Linked DNA regions of Homo sapiens: region 1 is linked to region 2. A link is an interaction called in ENCODE POLR2A ChIA-PET data of the cell type or tissue named here. Cell type or tissue: Caco-2. All regions are shown on one strand. Links, peaks and the distances in the headings refer to the core of each region. The heading gives the core; the rest is flanking DNA.

Region 1 (5,075 bases), core at 902-3,401, 140 kb before region 2:
CTGCCCAGCAGGAGGAAAGGAAACGAATCAGAGGAGGCCTCGAAGACAGCCTCCTCCATCCAAGAGCTCATAGTGGGTGGATGGTGCATCTGGGGAGGAGGTCCCAGCAGCGAAGAAGGCCACGTACCAGGTACCACTGCTGAGGAAACTTGGGGTCTGTGGGCTCCTGGTACACGTCCCGTTTAGTCCGTCGCTTTGCCACCTGCTGTTCCAGCCACTGTACCTGTGGGGGAGTGAGGGAGAGATGGTGTGGGTGGAGCAGGAGGCGAGAGGGGCTCCTGAGAGCAGGAGGGGGAGGGTGGCAGCAGGAGGGGGCTGGGGCCACACTCACTTGAGGCTCCCTCTGCAGCCGGCTGTGCCGCGGGCGGTGAGGCGACAGGGACCGCTTCGTCACTCCTCGATGCCAGAAGTGGTAATAGTCCCCGAAGATCTGCAATAGAGCAGGGAGACTGAGCTGGGCTTTCCATCTGTCAGTCCCCGGGAGGCGGGGGACGGGGGTGGACAACGGCTTCATGGGAGGCTCGCCACGGTCGGGGGTGCGGGGCATCTGCTCCCTGTCCGGGACCCAGCAAAATGCGGGGACCATGAGGACTCACTCTCACTGGGATATGCTGCTTGCCTGAACCACCTGTGCTTTGCTCATGGCCACCCAGAACATGCCGGCTACCCAGATGCCCCTGAGCAAACAAGGCCAACAGCTCCTGCTCCCAGAATCCCTGTCTTCTCTGGTCCCACCCCCTGGCAGTGTCCTGTGGGGGAACACCTACCTGGCCCAGGTTGAGGAACCCATGCTTCCGTGCCACACTGTTGGCCACCGCTGGGCCTCCAGGGATGCGCACAGCCCACGTGTTGGTGAAGACCTTCTGGCCCTGAGCATCAGCTGCTAGCAGGACCAAGGTTCCTGTTGCTGCTACCACCCATAGCAACCAGGGCCTCAGCTCCATGGGGGGGACAGGTGGCTGGGACCCTGGAGCGCCCGTCTCCTTGGCCTGGTCACAGGGCCTCGGCTCCCAGGTGCCTGCTCACTGCCTGTGGCCCGGGGCTGACTGGTGGGGGCATGGGGCCGAGACGGGCAGGGCTCGGGAGGGTGAAGAGTGCCGACCCTGAGAGGAACAAGAGGGGAAAAGGGGAGAGAGGGTCAGTTCCTCCCCTGCTACGCACTAAAGCTGCCCTGCCCACCCCAAGTTTCAATTGGGGCCTGAAATGAGATCTGGGGGAGAAGGGTAAAAAAATTAGTCCTCCCCAGAAGAAATCTAGCCCCCAAGGCCAGCCACATAGATGGACAGATGGATGCCCTCACAATCCCCCCCAATCCTTTCTCCATGCAAGAATATAAGAAATGTAACAGAAGGGCCAGGCATGGTGGCTCACTTCTGTCATCCAGCACTTTGGGAGGCTGAGGCGGGTGGATCACCTGAGGTCAGGAGTTCGAGGCCAGCCTGGCCAACATGGTGCAACCTCGTCTCTACTAAAAATACAAACATGAGCCAAGTGTGGTGGCGGGTGCTTGTAGTGCCAGCGACTTGGGAGGCTGAGGCACAAGAATTGCTTGAGCCCAGGAGGTGGAGGTTGCAGTGAGCCAAGATCGCGCCACTGCATTCCCAGTCTGTGCGACAGAACGATACTCCCTCTCAAAAAAAAAAAAAAAAAAAAAAGTGTAACAGAAGAAGCAGGATGAAGACTATCAAGCCCTGAGTCACTCAAAATCAGAAACAACAAATGAATAAATGTTCACCATGATCAAGGTAAAGAAGATGCATTATAAAGCAGTATGTACACATAATCCCATTTTATTTTTTAAAAACTATTTATACATGTATATTTATACAAACTAAAGCGAAATCTGGAAGGATACACACGCTAAAAAATGTTAACGGTGGTTCTCTCAAGATGGTGAGAATTACAAGTAATTGTTATTTTCTTCTTTGTGTCACTGTATTCTCCAAATCACCTAGGTATGTTTTACATGGGAATAAGATGTTGGCTTTTCAAGGTTCTTAAATGAATGGCATCTATACAACTCACTAGGGTTTCCTAGTTCAGCAAAGCAGATTCAGCCATAGGGAGTTATTCGCAAAGCCCCACAGCTCCTAGGAAGAAAATGGGTGACCCTAAATGGGATGGTGCTTTTAGGGGCCATGTCCTGAGGGGGTGCGGGGGTGGAGATCACAGAGGCTTCACCTCCCTCTATGGCTGAGATGGCCGCTATCAGCAAAGTCAGGGCCCCAGACTCGTTTTTACAGTTTCCTGGGGAACGCTGGGGCCGCCAAGCCCTGCCCTGCCTGGGCCTGGAGGCCCCCAGCTGCCCCCTTGCTTGCTCCACGCCCACCAGCCTTGCGTAATCCGAGCCCAGGCAGCCAGGGCAAACACTGGCTGCTGAGCCAGGAGCGCCAAGGTGAGACTGAATCAATAGTCCGAGTGTTGTTTTTCCTCCTTCAGCAAACAGACGGCGGGACCTCTCTCTGCCCGGGGCCACATAACTGTCCCCACATAGTGCCCCTGACTAGCCAGAAGCCAAGGCCCTGGAGGAAGGGGGGGAAGCTAGGGGAGGTCCCAGCAGTGCTGCTGGGGGTATCCCATATCAGTGCCAAGCTCCCTGAGCAGCAGCAGGGCCCTGGATGCCCTTAGCACTTCCATAGCCAAGGCCACTCTGCCGGATACCAAAAGGAAGGCACCCCAGCTCACGTAGGCCCTGGGGAGCTAGAGAGGCAGGCTCACCACAGAAAACTCCTTGCTTCTCCAGAAGCTGCCCTTAGACACAACCGGCCTCCCTGACTGCTGCAGTCCCACCCTGCAGGCTGGGGGTACTCCACACACAATTCCTGGAGTATTTTCAGTTTGGACCAAAATAACCTGACAGCTGATGGCAGGAGACATCTACAATACAGCTCCTGCACATCCCTGCGGGCAGACTCCACAGGACTTCCAGGGCAGGCCTCGGAACCACAGCCCCATGGTGCTTTGGGTGGTTGGTTCCAGAAAGCTGGCCTGATCAATGGCTGGGCAGCTAGGCGCCCCAGCCCTAGGGGATGGAAGGACCGCCCCCCCCACCCCAAGTCCCTCATTTAACAGAGGATGTGGGACCCTGGGAGCAGAGCCATATAGGAACGGGGCCTCATCTCTCTCCTCTCTCTTGCTGCCACAACAGCTGCCTCTTGGGTCCAGATGTCATGCAACCACCCCCCTGCCCCCACCACCACCAACCACCGTGCTGTGAGTCCTGCTGGAGCCCCCAAATCGAGGCTGGGTTCATCTGGGTCTAGCCCAGATTCCAGCACACTGTAGATGGAGCCGCAGCTGTTTGGCGTTAAAAGTGATTAACCAACTATTTAATTACCTTGCAGCACTCGGAAAGAAAGCAGGCGTCAGGCGCAACTGAACAGTCCCCCCAAAGAAAGAGGGCCAGCCTCCCTCTATCCAACAACCCCAGCCATGGTGAGGGGTGGGGATGGCTTCCAGAAAATGAGACCCCCACAGACGGCTCTGCCACAGCATGTGGGACAAGGGAGGATCCCCGAAAAGAGTAAGAACTGAAAACAATGAATGAATGGGTTTCTCCCCACCCCCATCCCAGACTCTGACTCACCCTCTAGTCCCAGTTTGTCTCAAACCTGGAGGCTTGCTGTATTTCTCATGGTCTTGTTTCACATGGGACTCTGTTCCAGGCTGTGGCCAGAGAGAGCTGTGGGTGCTCTTCCTGGCTGTGTTCTTGGGCAAAGCCCTTTTCTCCAGCACCAGAACCTCCTGACACAGAGAGCCACTCTGGGCCACTCAAATTGCGCCTCACCCCAGGACCGACTGCTGTTTCCCAGACACTGGGGGTCTGGCTCTGACACAGCCACAGAGCAGGCCACGGGAGGGCCACTCGGACACCCAATCAGTCTCTCCCTCTAGCAGAGACACCACGCGGGGTCCTGTTACCAGCCCTGGGAGGCTCCCGTGAATTTATCGCTCCCAGTCCCTGCCCACTATTTGCTGGATGATCTTAACAAGTCACTTCCTCTCCCTGGGCCTCAGTTTCCTTGGTGGTAAAAACTGCTGGACCAGCGGCTTTCAAACTTTTTAAAAAGCCACAGAATCCTTTTTAAAAATCAAATGCTCCGTAGAAGCCCAATATAGGAAATAGTAAAACGAGGGCTGCCCTGCTTGAGAAGAGGTCAGGCTTGGCTAATCTCCTATGCTGTGTCCACACCTGCTCAGCACCCGCCCTCACCAGGCCATATCACCCGGGTTCTCCTCGCACTTCCCAAGTCAGAATAGGAATCCCAACACTCTCCGGTGGATGAGGGTCTGCACCCCAGGGGCCAGGGGGTAGAGGATGATGGGAAAGCGGGTTCTGACCAGACAAGTGACTGCCGTCAGACCTGTCTGGCAAGCAGGCCGCCCCTTGGTCCAGCCACACAGCGGGGGCACAGGGGCCTCGGCCAGGCCGCGGCAGAAGGCAGCCCAGGGACCTACCTGCGCCGGCCGCCGGCGCCCGCGGATCCCGCACCCGAGTCCTGGCCGCACAGGTGTGCGGGCGGGGGCGAGGCCCAAGCGAAGGAGCCCCCGCCTCGCCCCCGGCCGCTCCTCCCCTCCCCGGGCGGAACGCAGGCCCTCCTCGGCCGCGGAGTGGGCGAGCCGGCGGCAGCCCCGGTGGCGGCGGGGAGGCTGGAGCACCCGGCGCCTGCGGAATTTTCTCCCCATCCCGCCCCCAGCAGGGGCCCCGCAGGCGCTTCCTGAGGTCAGAGGGCTCGCCCTGGCCCCACGCGGAAAAGTACCAGCCACGGCCGGGGGGCCGAGACGGGCCCGGCGCGCTCAGGTGGGCTGCGGAGCGCCCTGTCTGCTCCCGGCAGCTCCACCCTCGGGGCCGGCCCCGGGGCCAGTTCCGGAAAGCCGGCGGGCAGCCGGGCCCCGGGGGACCCGGGTCAGGGCTGCACCGGCGCCAGTGCCCCGACCCTCCCCGGCCCGAGCACCCGGGCCGCGGAGCCCGCTCCTGGGGCAGAGCTCCACGGCCCGGCCCGGCCGGCTCCCCTCGGGCCCGGCTCCCAGACGCGCTTGCCTTCCCCGGGCCCCGGGCCCCGCGCCCTCGCTAC
Region 2 (5,512 bases), core at 1,439-3,938:
AGACCCTTCATAGTTTTTGACTTAATAGATGCACACACAGAGAGATAGAGAAAACAGATGGAAAATATGAGAAGTTAGGAGACATGGAAGACAGAGTAGAAAGTCTAACATAAATCTAGCCAGAGTTCCAGAAAGAAGAGAAAATAGGGAAGAATTAATATTTGAAAAGATAACAGCTGGGACTTTTCCAGGACTAATTAAAGACACTAACCTTCAGATTTGAGAAAGCCAAAAAATTCCAAGCAGAGATAAAAAGAAATCCACACCCAAATATATCAGTGTACCATATGGACAAAAAATTGATTTCTCTTTAGCAAAAATGAAAATCAAAAGACAGTGGAATGATATCTTCGATGTGCTGATAGAAATTAACCCAGAATTCTTTTCCCAGAAAAAATATCTTTCACAAATCAAGGGCAGTGAATTGTACACTAGGTTTTTAAAGGTGAATTTCATGGTATATGAATTATATCTCAATAAAGCTGTTATTTTTAAAAAGTAGCTATAATAAAAGCAACAGATAAGTGTTGGCAACAATGTGGGGAAATCAGAACCCTCATACACTGCTGGTAGGACTCTAAAATGGCACAGCCACTTTGGAAAACAGTCAAGCAGTACCTCAAAAAACGAAACATAGTCACCACGTGTTCTAGTCCATTTTCATACTGCTATGAAGAAACACCTGAGAGTGGGTAATTTATAAAGAAAAAGAGGTTTAATGGACTCAGTTCCACATGGCTGGGGAGGCCTCACAATCATGGCAGAAGGCAAAGGAGGGGCAAAGGCACATCTTATATGGTGGCAGGCAAGAAAGTGTGTGCAGGGGAACTGCCTTTTATAAAACCATCAGCTCTCGTGAGACTTATTCACTCTCACAAGAACAGCATGGGAAAAACCCATGATTCAATTACCTCCCACGAGGTCCCTCCCATGACACATGGGGATTATGGGAGCCACAGTTCAAGATGAGATTTCAATGGGGACACAGGCAAACCATATCACCATGTAACCCAGCAATTTCACTCCTAGCTATATATGCGAAAGAGTGAAAAATGGGTACTCAAAATAAATACTTGTACACAAATTGTTCACAGGAGCATTATTCACAATAGCCAAATTCAGAAACCACTCAAATGTCCATCAAGTGATGAATGGATAAATAAAATGTGTATATCCATTCAACAAAATGTTATTTGGCCACACAAAAAAATATAGTACTGATAAATGCTACAGTAATGACGAGCCTTGAAACCATTATGTTAAGTGAAAGAATCCAGCCACAAAAGATGAACTAGTGTATGATTCCATTTATATGAAATGTATAAGAATAGACATATCCATGGATACAGTGTAGACTACTGATTGCCTAGGGTTGGGAAAGATGAGAGGATTTGGGGATGATGGCAAGGGGTATGCAAATTTCTCTGTGGGCTGATGAAAATGTTCCAACATTGATTGCGGTGATGGTTGCATAACTGTGAATATACTCAAAGCCATTGGATTGTACAGTTTAATGGGTGAATTTTATATGTGTAATGTATTTCAATAGACCTGTCATTCAGGCCAGACACAGTAGCTCATGCCTGTAATCCCAGCCCTTTGGAAGGCTGAGGCGGGGGGATCGCTTGAGCCCAGGAGTTGGAGACCAGCCTGGGCAATATGGTGAAACCCCATCTCTACAAAAAATACAAAAGATTAGCCAGGAATGATGGTGCATGCCTGTTGTCCCAGCTACTTGGGAAGCTGAGGTGGGAGGACTGCTCAACCAGGAAGTCGAGGCTGCAGTGAGCTGTGATTGCACCACTGCACTCTAACCTGGGCAACAGAGCAAGACCCTGTCTCAAAAAAATAAACAAATAATAATTTAAAAACAATACAGCTGTTATTTAAAATGCCACAAGAAATAGAGACACTTCCAGATTATCAAAAAAACAATAGTTTGTCATCAGCAGACTCATACAGTATGGGAATCATAATGTATTCACACTGTAAGTGGAATCATACAGTATTTGCCTTTTCGGGACTGGCTTATTTCACTCAGCACAGTGTTCTCAAGCTTTATCTATGTTGTGAGACATGTGTCAGAATTTCCTGTGTGCAGAGCTCGCTGCAGCCTCAATCTCCTGAGCTCTAATGATCCTCCCACCTCTGCCTCCGGAGTAGCTGGGATTACAGGTATGAGTCACCATGCCAGGCTCCTTCCTTTATTATTATTAATATTTTTTGAGATGGAGTCTTGCTCTGTTGCCCAGGCTGGGGTGCAGTGGCGCAATCTCAGCTCACTGCAACCTCTGCCTCCCGGGTTCAAGTGATTCTCCTGCCCGAGCCTCCTGAGTAGCTGGGATTACAGGTGCGTGCCATCAAGCCCAGCTAATTTTTCTGTTTTGTATTTTTAGTAGAGACGGGGTTTCACCATGTTGGCCAGGCTGGTCTTGAACCTGTGACCTTGTGATCTGCCTGTCTCAGCCTCCCAAAGGGCTGGGATTACAAGTGTGAGCCACCGCGCCTGGCCGCTCCTTCCTTTTTAAGGCTGAATAATATCTAACTGTAGATACATACCACATTTTCTTATCCATTCAAGGACGTTAGGGTTGCTTCCACCTTTTGGCTATTGTGAATAATGCTGTTATGAACATGGGTGTACAAATATCTTTTTGAGAATTGCTGAATCATATGGTAATTTATGTTTAATTTTTAAGGAACCACCACACTGTTCTCCACAGTGGTTGCACCATTTCACATTGCTATAAATAATGCACAGGGCTTCCCATTTTTCCACATCCTAATTTCTCCACATCCTCAGCAACACTTGTTATTTTCTGGTTGTTGTTTTGTTTTATAACAGGCATTCTAACAGGTGTGAGGTCTTATCTCCTGGTTTTGATTTGCCTTTCTCTAATGATTAGTGATAATAGGCATCTTTTCATTTGCTTATTGGCCATTTGTATATCTTCTTTGGTGAAGTGTCTATTCGAGTCCTTTCTCTATTTTCTAAATGGGTTATTTGTTGAGCTGTATGAGTTTTTGTTTTGTTTTGTTTTGTTTTGTTTTGTTTTGTTTTTTGAAACAGGGTTTCACTCTGTCACCCAGGCTGGAGTGCAACAGCTCACGGCTGCCTCGACCTCCCGGGCTCAAGTGGTCCTCCCACCTCAGCCTACGGAGTAGCTGGGACCACAGCAAAGTACCATCACACCTGGCAAATTTTTAAATTTTTTGTAGAGCCAGGGTTTCACCATGTTGCCTAGGCTGGTCTCCAACTCCTAGGCTCAAGAAATTCTCCCGTCCCGGCAGCCTCCCAAAGTGCTGAGGAGTTCTTTATATATCCTGGGTATTAACCCTTTATCAAATATATCATTAATTGGAAGAGCTTGAGGAAAATTGGACTTAATTCTTCTTTAAATATTGGTTAGAAATGACCAGTGAGGCCATCTGGCCCTGAGCTTTTCTTTGTTGGGTGATACCTGATTACTAACTCAATCTCCTTACTAGTTATAGGTCTGTTCAGATTTTCTGTTTCTTCATGATTCTGTCTTGGTGGTTATGTGTTTTGAGGAATTTATCCATTTCATTTATGTTATCAAATTTGTTGGCATACATTTGCTCACAATATTCTCTTATAAATCTTTTTACTTCTGTAAATCAGTTATAATGTCCCCTTGTTCACTTCTGATTTTAGTAATTTGTCTTATTTTTTCTTAGTCCATCTGGCTAAAGTTTTATCAATTTTTTTATCATTTCAAAGAATCAATTCTGTTTTGTCAATTTCTCTACTGCTTTTCTAGTCCCTGTTTTGTTTATCTCTGCCCTAATATTTATTATTTCCTTGTTTCTGTAGCTTTGGGTTTGGTTTGTTCTTTTTACTGTTCCTTTAAGTGTGAAGTTAAATTGTTGATTTCAGATCTTTCTTTTTTAATGTAAGCATTTGTAGCTATAAATTTCCTTTCTAGTACTGCTTTCACTGTATTCCATGAGTTTTGGCATGTTGTGTTTTCGTTTTCATTGTCTCAAGATATACTCTAATGTCTCTTGTTTTCTTCTTTAATCCATTGGTTCCTCTGTCCTTTAAAGTGTTCCCATCAGGCACTTTCTTATTACCTGGCACAACATTCATGGTCTTCATTTACTTTTCCTGCTTCAGCCATAGAATCACCATTTCCTCAAACAGCCTTCATTTATTTTAATGAGGAAAAATCTTTAAAATCTAAGACCTGGCCATTAGATATGATCTGCTACTTGCATATCATTGCTCCTAGGCCCTTTTAGTAGACAGATCTAGGAAATATAAACACTTCTATCTATTTCTGTATCTACAGCTATACATCCATTGATCTATCCATCTATCTTAAAATTCATAGAAAAAACCATCATATATTTATTCATTTATTCAATCTGAAACTATAGGAAGTAATTTCAAATTGCTACACTCCTGTCACTAAAAAAAAAAAACCTACTAAGAAGAGTTCAAAATTCAGTTGCATTTCTTTCTTCAGATTAAGGGTACATAATTAAAGTACTATATTCAAAAGTTACTTGATTGGTCAGTCCCACCTCACCTTCAGGGTGATTACATTCATCATTTGAATTAGATTAGTTTGTGTTTGTACTGTTCTTGTGGATTTGATTTTTGAATATATAAAACATTTACATAGTTCTAAAAGTTAAAACTACATAAAAGACTGTTTTTCCCCACAGAGAAGTGTTCTTCCCTCTCCATCCTTTGCCATCTACTTCCTGTGGGTTATCAATTTCAATAATTTCTGATTTATCTTTCCTGTTTTTCTTTTTGCAAAATAAGCAGACATTAGAGTCTCATATTTTCCCTTCTTTCTTACATAAAAAATAGCACACTGTATGTACGCTTTCCATTCATGTTAGAAATCACTCTACACCCGTTTGCAAAGATTTTCCTCATTCTTCTTTACAGCTGTACAGTACTCCATTGTGTAGATATTTACCAACAAATTTCCTGTATGGACATTTAAGGTATTCCCTGATATTTTACAATTACAAATAATGCTGCAACAAATAACTTTGTGCATTCATATTTCCCTACTGTTGAAAACGTAAGGCCGGGCACGGTGGCTCACACCTGTCATCCCAGCAATTTGGGAGGCAGAGACAGGATTGCTTGAGTCCAGGAGTTCAAGACCAGCCTGGGCAACATGGTGAGACTCCGTCTCTATAAAAAAAATTTTTAAATTAGTAAGGCGTGGTGGCATGCACTTGTGGTCCCAGCTACTCCAGAGGCCAAGGTGGGATCAATTGAGCCTGGGAGTTTGAGCTGCAGTGAGCCAAGATCACACTACTGCACTTCAGCCTGGGCAACAAGCAAGACCCTGTCTCAAAAAAAAAGGAAAGAAAGAAAAGAAAATGTATCTTTAGGGAATATTTCTACAAGTGGAATGGCTGGGTCAAAGGGCAAATGCATGTGTAGTCTGCTGGATTGCCAACTTCTCCCTCAAAGGAGGTTTTACAAGTTTGCATTCCTCACAGCCTCACCAATGGGGCTTCT

Evidence for each region. Peaks named below come from ENCODE experiments on the same cell type or tissue, not always from the same donor. Only the 100,000 strongest peaks of a DNase experiment are listed, where the experiment ranks them.
Region 1: POLR2A ChIA-PET joins it to region 2 with 6 read pairs; 2 of 35 experiments call an interaction of 5 or more read pairs at or near these places.

The regions. Positions count from the first base shown.
Region 1 is chr15:90,871,610-90,876,684 of GRCh38, reverse strand. It overlaps FURIN (furin, paired basic amino acid cleaving enzyme), which reads right to left. Exons shown (of 16, transcript NM_002569.4): 2 at 768-1,103; 3 at 332-430; 4 at 128-223. The coding sequence starts at 944. Among named protein-coding and RNA genes, the nearest start is that of FURIN, 5.6 kb to the right of the region's middle. RefSeq lists enhancers at 3,866-3,915, 4,176-4,365 and a silencer at 4,466-5,075. In Caco-2, for the core only: no CTCF peak of the experiment used is centred there; a DNase peak (open chromatin) is centred at 2,344.
Region 2 is chr15:90,736,114-90,741,625 of GRCh38, reverse strand. All of the region lies in intron 1 of BLM (BLM RecQ like helicase), which reads right to left. Among named protein-coding and RNA genes, the nearest start is that of BLM, 22 kb to the right of the region's middle. In Caco-2, for the core only: no CTCF peak of the experiment used is centred there; no DNase peak of the experiment used is centred there.